2 separate regions of the Mus musculus genome follow, and region 1 is linked to region 2. A link is a loop called in an ENCODE intact Hi-C map of the cell type or tissue named here. Cell type or tissue: heart. All regions are shown on one strand. Region 1 overlaps Iqschfp (Iqcj and Schip1 fusion protein). Region 2 overlaps Iqschfp (Iqcj and Schip1 fusion protein).

Region 1 (5,000 bases), 410 kb before region 2:
GGTTACAGGGCTTATTTCCAAAGTGGGGCCCCTAGACTATTAGCAATGACAGAAAATTGTAGATATTCCAGCCCCAGTTCAGATCTACATATAGTTATTAAAGAGATGGGGCCACAACCAGGTTTTAACGAATGCTTTATGCTCTCGCTTGTTTGTGAATTATTGCAATAGAGAGAATGAAGTCGAGTAGTTGGATGCAAGTATGATGAAATGGGAAGAAGGAGGAGGAGGAGGGAGAGGAGGAGGAGGAAGAGGAGCAGGGGGTCTGTTCCCCATATGATAATAGAGAGAAAGTCAAGAAGTCCTGCCAAGCTGCCAAGAGCACATCTCTAGCAAGACCCACAAGCCTTGCTCCAGTGACAATTTCCCATAGGCAGGCATCAGCTTGCCACAAACATTAAACACAAACCCTGAGCTCAACAGACAAGTGTGTGCTTGCCTCACAGGCACCCTCAAGGGACCTGGGCAACAGGCAGAGGTACCGTTGTTCTTGATTGCTCCAAATACAGCTTTATCTGAAAGCTAGACACTGCTCAAGACAGTTCCCCAAGTTTCCCCATCATGGCTGCCTCAAGAATGAACAAAATTATCTGCAGAAGTCAAAGCAAACAGCTGGAGATGGGTCCAGAGATTGAGATCAGCTTCTCTAGAGTCTCCAAATCACCTGCCTAATGTAGGACCACTTCCTTCTCCTCATTCCAAGTCTTCCTTCTTGTAGCATCTCCCACGAGGTTAAAGACTCTACAGAACACAGTCCAAAGCCCTACAAAACCCAGCAGCTTTTAAGCCATTTATGTATCCACCATCATCTTAACAACTGCTTTTTGGTTCTACTTAAGCAGAAACTGACACTTTTTTTTTTTATTAAAGAATGAATAGATGGGGCTAGAGCGATGTCTCAGTCATCCAGACCACTTGTTGCTTTTACAGAAGACCCAAGTTTGATTCCCAGCATCCACATGGTGGTTCACAACCATCTGTACCTCCAGTCTCTGACTTCCTCTCTTGATTGTCACCTACACCAGACATGAATGTAGTGCACATACATACATGCAGGTGAAACATTTAAACACATGAAATAAAATTCTAAAAAATTAAAACTTCATTTGTATATTCTGAGAAATATAACTATACTTGCAAATAGTTTGAAGAGCTACAAAGTCCAGGGCTAACACTGTTTTAAATTTTCATTTTTGTGCATATATGTGGTGTGTGTGTGTGTGTGTGTGTGTGTGTGTGTGGTGTATGTGCATTGGTGGTTTAGATGTGTGTGCATGCAGGAGTCAGAGGAAGAAACTGAGTGTCTGCCTCGATTGCTTTTTTTTTTCTTATGACAGAATTTCTCACTCTAGGGTCTCTGCTCTTCAACATTGGGCTGACAGATTTCTATGCGGGTGCTGGGAATTGCACTTCAGTTCTTTTGATTTCACAGCAAGCTCTTACCAGCTGAGGCCCCAGGGCCACTGTTTTATGAGCAAGGTCTAGCAATTCTCCTAGGAACTGTTGAACATTGGGATGCAGCAGACAGGGCCACCCCCACTGGCGTGTTTCTGACTCCCCCCGAGCTGTGTGCTCAGGTACTATTATCCTTCCCTTATGCACTTGAACTGAGCCTCAGACACACTAAGGAAGAAGCCCAGAGTCGAACACTGAATTTAAACTCTCAATCTAAGGGAACTCTAAATCCAGCCTCTTGGTGGAAGAGCTGTTAATCCAGGAGACCAGCTTCAGGGTGGGAGTGGGGTCATTTGTCTTCCCCAGCTGGTGTGCATGCTGTGACAGGTATTTGGATCATTTCAGCTGCTGAAATGTCTCTTTTCCTTCCAAATGTGGCAGAGAGATTGTCTTCCATATATGTCATACACATTCCTGTTACATACAGTAAAACACGCCAGCTCTTCAAACAGCCTGAATAATGCAAACAGCACACACAGTGGTGTTCTCAAGAACAGATGTGAACTCGTTAAGAGACTTCGTAGAAAAGCAGCAGCAACTGGTGTTATTGAAGCACATGTAAGAATCGCTGTCTTCTAACAAAAATTCTCCTTCAACACTTTTTATTGGAGTGGACCCCTCTTACAAAGATGCCGAGATGGTTTACTGTTGCTCTTCAAGCACATGGAATGTTATACCAAAGGGAAAAGTCAACTCTTCTTTGTCTCGGAACACAAATAAGTAGAAGTGAGCTTGCTGTAAGAAGGCCCACAATAAGCCTGCTTGATAACTAGGAACGAGTTGCCTCTCCTTAAAGGGGACTGGGAAGAGGAACATGAACCCACTGTGGTTCTAAACTTAGGCTGCAGAGCTAGTTTCTGCTTCCAAACCTCATTTCCTCCTCTAAGGATGATATATTTCTCCAGGTCACAGGGAGAGAAAAAAAATGAGTTACTCATTTACTTTGTAAACAAGGACACCGAGGTGCACACTAGCTAAGGAATTTCTCCACAGTCCTAGAATAAGTGAAGGGACCGGAAATGTAGCCCAGACCTGCTGAATACCAACTGGTCTTCCTACATCCTTGGAAAGTCCCTTCTAATCCACATGCTAGTAGTGAAGAAATTGAAGCATGCTTGAGATAAATGGCCTTGTGAATTCATACCATTGGTATGTGACTGAAAGTCACTGTGTGAGACGTTTAAGAAGCTGTACTTTTAAAATGCCTTGACTTTGCTTACAAATGATCACAATGTCACCTGACAGAGATGTCGGGGCTTTGGGGGATGAGATTCTGCTCTTCTTGCCTATGTGCACATTGAAAGCAGCATATACACATGTATGCATGCATATGTGTGTGTGCATATGTATGTGTGTGTGCAGATGCTATTATGCTATGGTGCCCTTGGAAGTCAGGGGACAATCCTTAGGAGCCAGTTCTCTCCTGCCACCTTGTGGGATCCAGGGTCAAATTCAAACCATCAGGCCTGCAAGCAGTCTTTTGGACTCTTCTTTCTATATTAGCTTGATGCAAAATGAACAGAGCTAGTCCCATAAGCTCAGATACTGCCTATGTTGTGACTATGAACTTTATGCCTGGACAGTAGCATTTGTGGTGGTAGGTCAGGCTCAAGAGAGTCCTTTATGGTTTTCGGGTAGCAAGTCAGAGTCAGACTTTGCCCACACATGAACAGCCAGGCAAGTGAGAAGCCCTTGAATGGAAATGGAAAACCTTGAATGGAAAAAGCCCAGTTGCTTAAAAACAAAATCTTTTCAAGGAGTCTTGAGGAAGCACTAACAAGTGCATAGGGCACTCATTAGTCAATAAATTAGCTAATAAATTCTTCAGTGACTACCCAGATATATGAATATTTTTTTACAAGGCATAGAATGTGTAAGGAATTTTAATCCAATTTTAAACCTTTCCACCACCAGCTACTGCACCAAAACCGGCTGGCCTCAGAAGATGAATAGCCCCTGACTTAGCAAAGAGAGAAGGCGACCCCACACCCTGCAACACACCATCGCTCTTTTAAATTCCTGGGCGGACTTCACTTTCGGCCACAGCTGATGAATGAGCTTGGTTAAAAGGCTTGGGACAGGAGATAAAATGACCCTTAAGGTTTTTTTTTTTTTCCTTCTGCCACACCCACTTCTCCTTAGGCAATCAATAAAATCCCACTTCCAAAAGAATGTATCTTAGCCTTTCCTAGATGCCCTGTGCTAGCAAGTATTTAGACCTTCAAAAGTTCTGTTAGTTGATTTCAGATTGGTTACTTAAGAGGCTACAACATCTGGAAGCAGAGTTAGTTAGTGAATGATGGAGGTACAATCAGCTTAAGAGCACCTAAGTCTTCCTGCCTAGGCTGGTGAAGGACAGAATTCCCCAGCGTTTTTCTTCACATGGTATTTGGGAGGTAACAGCGACACTTTGCCACAACTGGAGTCTTCCTCATCTAATTAGCCTCTTACAGCATTATATCGCAGGACTTCTCACAGGCACCCCTCCTAGCCCCACCTTGGGTCTGTGACTGCGGGGGGGGGGGGGGGGACTTACAGTTATCCAGACAAAGGGTTAACGCCGCAGCCTTCCCTGCTCTAGCGCTGTGAACATTCACCACTACTTTCCCCTCTGCAGTCAGCCCTATACTCCAGCTTCTACAAAGCCACCAGCACTTGCAGAAGCATTGTTTCCTCCTGTCCGCTTTAAACTTGCAGTTCATGAGCTTATACAGCTCAAGAGTCTAAACTTACCCCCTCATGGCTTTGCCTAGAATCTGCTCTCACTTTTCCTGTCCTGGAATGCCGAGGGCACGGTGGGGGGGGATCTGTAATCTTACTGCTTCCTCATTGGTGAAGTTAGACGCATCCTGGCTAGCTGCATTACTGCACATGTCTCTGATAACCTTGCTTTTCCTTCACCTCAAACTTCTGCAAGTAACACCCTATCTGCTGACCCTAAAATTCTCTAGCCGTTCATAAAAGCATTCGCAAGTCGCCTTGGGAACAATCCTAAGAGTTGGGTGCAAGTGAGAGGGGAAGGTTGGGGAACTCACCTGCAGAGCGGCAAGGATCAGACACAGGACTGGGCTGCCTGCAAACTTCCCAGGGGCTCTCTGCAGCCCAGTGTCTTGGCCTTAAAGGGGCAGGGCACTTTTCACCATATAAGGAAGGCAGTTTTGCTTGTCTGCTGCTTGGGCAGAGCAGCTGGTCTCTTGGCCTTTGAGGAGGCTTCTGGGGTCATCTGGAGCCTGTCAGTTCCTGAGGCAGGTTAATTGAACCTTGATAAGACACAAGAATAGCGCTTGGCTGAGCATTTTAAAGGCCAGGAACTGGGGCTTATCTTCTTACAAGGGAACTTTCTGGCAACCTGGAAGTTTTCCTGAATGCCAGGAATGTGTTTCTGCTTCTAGATTTCTGGAAATGATTGGCCCTACTCTCCTCCACCAGGAATCAGACAGACAGCCTTCCCCCTGACAAGCAGGCCCAGGCGCTGGAGAGTGCTGAGGCTTGGGACTTTTGTTTACAGCTTATTACTTCTGCACCAGAGGCAGGAGAGGAAGGCA
Region 2 (5,000 bases):
AAAAGGTAACTTTTCCTCACCTCGACACTTACCATTTCCATTCCCCAATTACAGTTGCTATTCAAATTTCTTATTTCTAAACCCAAACTTTCCAGTTACAACATGATACACTACAGTATGAGGGCACTTAATATGCAAATTGCTAACATAACTTAATATTATCTCCCCTCCTGTTGCTCTTTAATTTGGCGCTGAATAGCTGAGGTTTGAGATTTTAATCAAAGAGCACGGAGTAAGGCAATTTATAAAATCAAATGGGCTTTTTCAACTGTTTCATTCAGTGTTTAGAGCTATCAAACTGTAGTCTTACAAATGCACTAGCTGATTGCTGCCCCTCCTCCTTGAGCATGCCTGAATGAAGGCTTGCTTTCAAGCTGTGTGAAATGATGGAAGACAGAAGTGGGCAAGCTCTGGTCCGGTGTGTAACCCAAGGGTGGCTACTCATCTTTCAAATTTCATTTCCATTGTCTGTAAAATGGAGATAATAATTGTGCCTCCTTCTCGTGGACACTGAGAGGACTGAATGAGGTAACCCCTGAGAAGTGTTAGCCAAGAGCCAGGCATGTGACAAATCTTCAGTTCTTCTTAAGGGGGAGTTGAGAGCTCATGCTCAAACACGCCCGCTGTTCCATATTTTAAAGCAGACACATTCTGGGCTCTATATTAATCACTGTGTTCTGCCAAAACAGTGAGCAGAAGCACCCAGAAGAGCCATTCTCAAGTCAGTGAGAGGATTCAGTTTGGATCAAGGAACTGGTTCCCTATGGGATGCACATCTGGGACAGGCAGTAACTGAAGCTATGACCGTGTGTGGGTGGAGAACAGCTGATCTAGCTCCAGAGACAACACAGGCAGTCAAGGAAACTGGACAGGGTCTAGGCAGTTACAACAAGAGGTTCAGCAAACTACAAGAGGAGCACAAGTCAGGCCTAGGGACTCTCCCGGAGGGCTTGTGCTGAAGGTTTGAAGAAATAAAGAAAGGATAATACGATGTGCCTGGCGGTTTGTAGCACCAAAGCTCTCAATGGTTTTGTTGGTCATTTGTAGAACCTGCTGCCTTTAAGACAGGAGCATCCTGTGCCTTGCGTAAACTTGAGCCAACTCACAGTGGGCAGGGAAACCAAGCCTCCGAAACAGGGCCTTCTGAGAGCGGTAGAGGGCTGTGTGCTTGACAGGTTGCTCAGAGTAAATCATACTAATTTTCTACTTTGTCTTTATGTGGGCTGCAAGCCCCAAAAGATGTAAAGATAAGTTTCTGTAAGGGGTCTTGCTGCAGTGATGAGTGATGACCATGGAATATAGAAGAACATTTATCCAGTTATATTGACTTCAACCCACTAAGCACAGGTTTGTGTTGTTGTTTTTTTTTTTGTTTGTTTGTTTGTTTGTTTGTTTTTTTAACATTGTGCCTTGTAGGATAGGGCTATAGCTCAGTGGTAGAATACTTGTAGACCTACATAGGCTTGATGCCCAGCACTGAGAGAATACAATTAAGTCTTGGATATTTGCCTATCTGACACCCTGGAGGCTTGGAAACAGTTCAATATCTAATATTGCTTATGTCTTACATTTTGTGTGTGTCTTATTTTGTACAGTTGCTGTCACATGATTGTCACCGCTAATATCAAAGTCATCGATATGATCAATGGCCCCTATTAGAACTCTGATCAGGCTCTGCTTGCTTTCTGATAGCAGATTGCAATAATGACTTTTTGAAAGATTTGTTTGACTCTTATATTTTGCACAAGTTTAAAGATTTCTTTGTCCCTCAACCCACAGAGCTAGACTACACTAGAGTGACTATCGGGTCGGATACACCTTATGAAAAAGCCAGTTGACAGGGAGAAGTTTGGACAATGCAAGCTCCTCTATTAGAAAAAGATTCAGGGAACTCAGGAGATTGGGTGGTTTAGAGGACTCAGCACCAGGGGCGGATACAAATAAACTGGACGAGCCACAGCCCAGGAGAACAATCATTTACTCAAGTGTTTACCCAAAACACTTGAGGTGATAGGGTTGAAGGAGCAGGGCGGAAGAGGCTAGGATACATTCTAAGATGTCAACAACTCTCAAAGACTGAAGAACACTAACGCGCACACAGTGGGTCACCCGACTCAGCGCGGCAGCTACTTGCCCTGAATTGGGACCTTTAGAGCAGCAGTTCTCGACCTTCCGCATGCTGCGACCCTTTAATTCAGTTCCTCATGTTGTGGTGACCCCCTATCATAAACGTAGTTTCGTTGTTACTTCATAACTGATTTTGTTACTGTAAATATTTTTTGGAGCTAGAGGGTTGCTAGAGGGGTCGCGACCCACAAATTGAGAAGCACGCTAGAATACAGGGGCAGTTTGAATCTAAATCCCTAACTCACAGACAAAAACGGTTTCTGAAATAGAGTTTCATAGACTCTTCACAATCATTTCATTGCATTTTCTATTGACATTCACAGCAAAGGCATCCTAAGAGCTCAATTTTCACTTTCTTTTTTACTTATAAACCAAGCACCGCCCAGCATTTTCCAATGTGGTTCACAAGCGCCCTCTAGTGACCGGGAGGCCAGTAACAGGGATCCCTTTCTCCAAATGACCAAATGTTGGGTCGATTAAACAGATCTGCCGTTTTTTACTTTCACAGCTATAAAACTAGCTTTTTCTTTCTTCTAAAAACTAACTAAACTAACAACAACAACAACAATAACAACAACAACAAATCAACTCACATCTACATTAAAATATTAGGCAATAATGCCAAGCCATGCAGACTTCTGCACACATTTCAAAGAAAGTAACTTTTGCCATATCTCATCATATGCCTGAGAAAGTATGACAGCAAATTATAAAAAGAATATTTTTTAATAATATACTTTGCATGGTTACCTCTTCCTAACTTTTTATCATTTCTATGACTATTTACAAATAAATGATCGCAATGGCGAAACGCGCTGATTTAACAGAGCCTAATGATGATTCCCCCACCAGCGCCCCCACCCACCCCCACCCCCACACCACACAAAGCACAGGCTTGTAGCAGATGCGTTAATTCCATAACCCCATTCTGGAGAACTCAAACGGGTGGCCAATTTCAGTATGCAAAACCATATGTTTCCCTTTCAAAACTTCTTAATGGTTGTCATCACTTAAAACTCTGGACGTCAGGAGAACTGCACTTGCCAGCGTCTGTCCTGCCTGTACAGGTGCGGCAGGTTCCCCCAAGCCCTATCAGGAGTCCTTTCAGGAGGGGTCTGTGCAACCCATTTAGCCACACTCAATCCATTTCAGCAATTTCAGTCTGTGATCAACTTCAATTTTTCCTGCCAAAAGTTCTCTTTCTAATCCTAATAACGAAGATGACTTTCCAACCAGACAAGCATCACATAAGCACATGCCAGAGAAAACACACCAGAAGAAATGGGGGGTGGGGCGCACCCACCTCAGGGATAGAGAAGCAACGTCGCACAGAATCCCCACTCTGTGGACGCATTGAGTTCATTTTTGTATCATGAATCTTGTCTTAGTTCTACCACGCCAAGAGCCTCACTGTGGGCTCCCATGCAGCAAATAAGCACCCCTCCACACACACACACACCCCATCACAAACCATCTCAAGATCTTTTCTGGGAACCAGAGCCTGGGCTAACAATACTCAGTGCAAGACAGTCCAAGCAAGCGGCCGGGAGACACTCACGGGTGTGCTGCTGTCGGAGAAGGTGTTCATGCTGACAGAGCTGCTCAGCTTGTCTGAAGAGACAGAAGGTGGGGATGGGCTCCGCTTCTCCAGGGGGTCCTGCCTCTGCAAGTACTCTCGCCATGCTCGCTGGATGCTGCAGAAAAACCCAGCAATATGTCACGGCCAGCCATCACCCACACACTCCGAAGGGCACGGGGGCGGGGACTGGTTTAGAGATAGAGAAACTGTAAGCTAGATTGTGCTCGAAAGAAAAGCGCTTGGGTTTTAGCTCCATTTTGGCCACCAAGACTGGATTTTAAACATGAAACAAAATAGAGCAAAACAACAAAACCAATTGGATTGCCTTTCTCAGACTTAACTCGGCTAACTCAGCCTTAAAAAACAAATTTAGTAGGGGAAGAAAGAACCCACATCAGTCAAAGTCAAAACTGGCTTGTACACTGATTTTTTTCTGTGCGTATGTTTTAATTTCTCATCTTTGAGAAAAATGGACAGGTGGACGATTACATATTTATTCATCCAATGCAAGATTTTAGAGGTTCCATGGGTAGGCTCTGGACAGGGACCACAGAGCACATTTCCGGGATTCCACTCACACAGACCTCAAGGGGAGGGGGGTGTGGCATTCTCAACACTGAGCAATGTGTCTGCATGGCCAGATGCTGTGGTCTGGTGGCCCTGATTTGGCGGACAAGACCACAAGGACATTATAGTCATTTACTTAACATACTGTAGAAGGGACACAGGTAATAAACGCCCAAAAGTGTCCTGTGCTAAATAAGACAGTAAAGTAACAGATAATTAGGGGGCATTTTGTTTTGTTTGATTTTTGGTTTTTGTTTGTTTTTTTTTTTTTTTTTTTTTTTGTTTTTTTTTGTTTTTTTTTTTTGGCTTTTTGGTTGTTTGTTTTGGCTTTTGTTTTTGTTTTGAGACAGGGTTTCTCTGTGTAGCTCTGGTTACCCTGGAACTCACTTAGTAAACCAGGCTGGCCTTGAACTCAGAGATCTGCCTGCCTCTGTGTCCTGAGACTAAAGGCATACATTTCTACACTAGGCTTTTTTTTGTTTGGGGTTTTGTTGGTTTTTGTTTTTGAAGCTGTGGTTAATATCAGGAAAATAAAAAAAACAAAAACCTTTCTAATAATAGAAACTGTAAGACAAGGGCTGTCAACATACAGCCTGGTCCTTCCTTGCACAGCTGCTGACCCTTTCTAGTGATAATTGCTCACTGTTTTATTGCCTGCTTCTTGAACAAAATGTACCCTCACAGATTTTTCCTTGGGTTTAAGGTTTTAAACATAATTTTAAATTCC

Evidence for each region. A loop is a pair of places that touch in the nucleus more often than their neighbours do. Peaks named below come from ENCODE experiments on the same cell type or tissue, not always from the same donor. Only the 100,000 strongest peaks of a DNase experiment are listed, where the experiment ranks them.
Region 1: it touches region 2 in a loop (3-fold over the local background); 4 of 42 quality-filtered maps call a loop at or near these places.

Annotation. Positions count from the first base shown.
Region 1 is chr3:68,467,720-68,472,719 of GRCm38, reverse strand. The region is part of intron 4 of Iqschfp (Iqcj and Schip1 fusion protein); the gene reads right to left. The region is part of intron 1 of Schip1 (schwannomin interacting protein 1); the gene reads right to left. Among named protein-coding and RNA genes, the nearest start is that of Gm22073, 77 kb to the left of the region's middle. In heart, a CTCF peak has its summit at 2,897 (motif pointing left); a DNase peak (open chromatin) is centred at 4,589; H3K4me3 peaks cover 2,742 bases; H3K27ac peaks cover 3,006 bases.
Region 2 is chr3:68,054,084-68,059,083 of GRCm38, reverse strand. Iqschfp (Iqcj and Schip1 fusion protein) reads right to left here. Exons shown (of 11, transcript NM_001113419.2): 4 at 3,686-3,821. Iqcj (IQ motif containing J) reads right to left here. Exons shown (of 4, transcript NM_177585.3): 4 at 2,491-3,821. The coding sequence ends at 3,644. Among named protein-coding and RNA genes, the nearest start is that of Schip1, 8.2 kb to the left of the region's middle. In heart, a CTCF peak has its summit at 2,549 (motif pointing left); no DNase peak of the experiment used is centred here; H3K4me3 peaks cover 1,117 bases; H3K27me3 peaks cover 649 bases.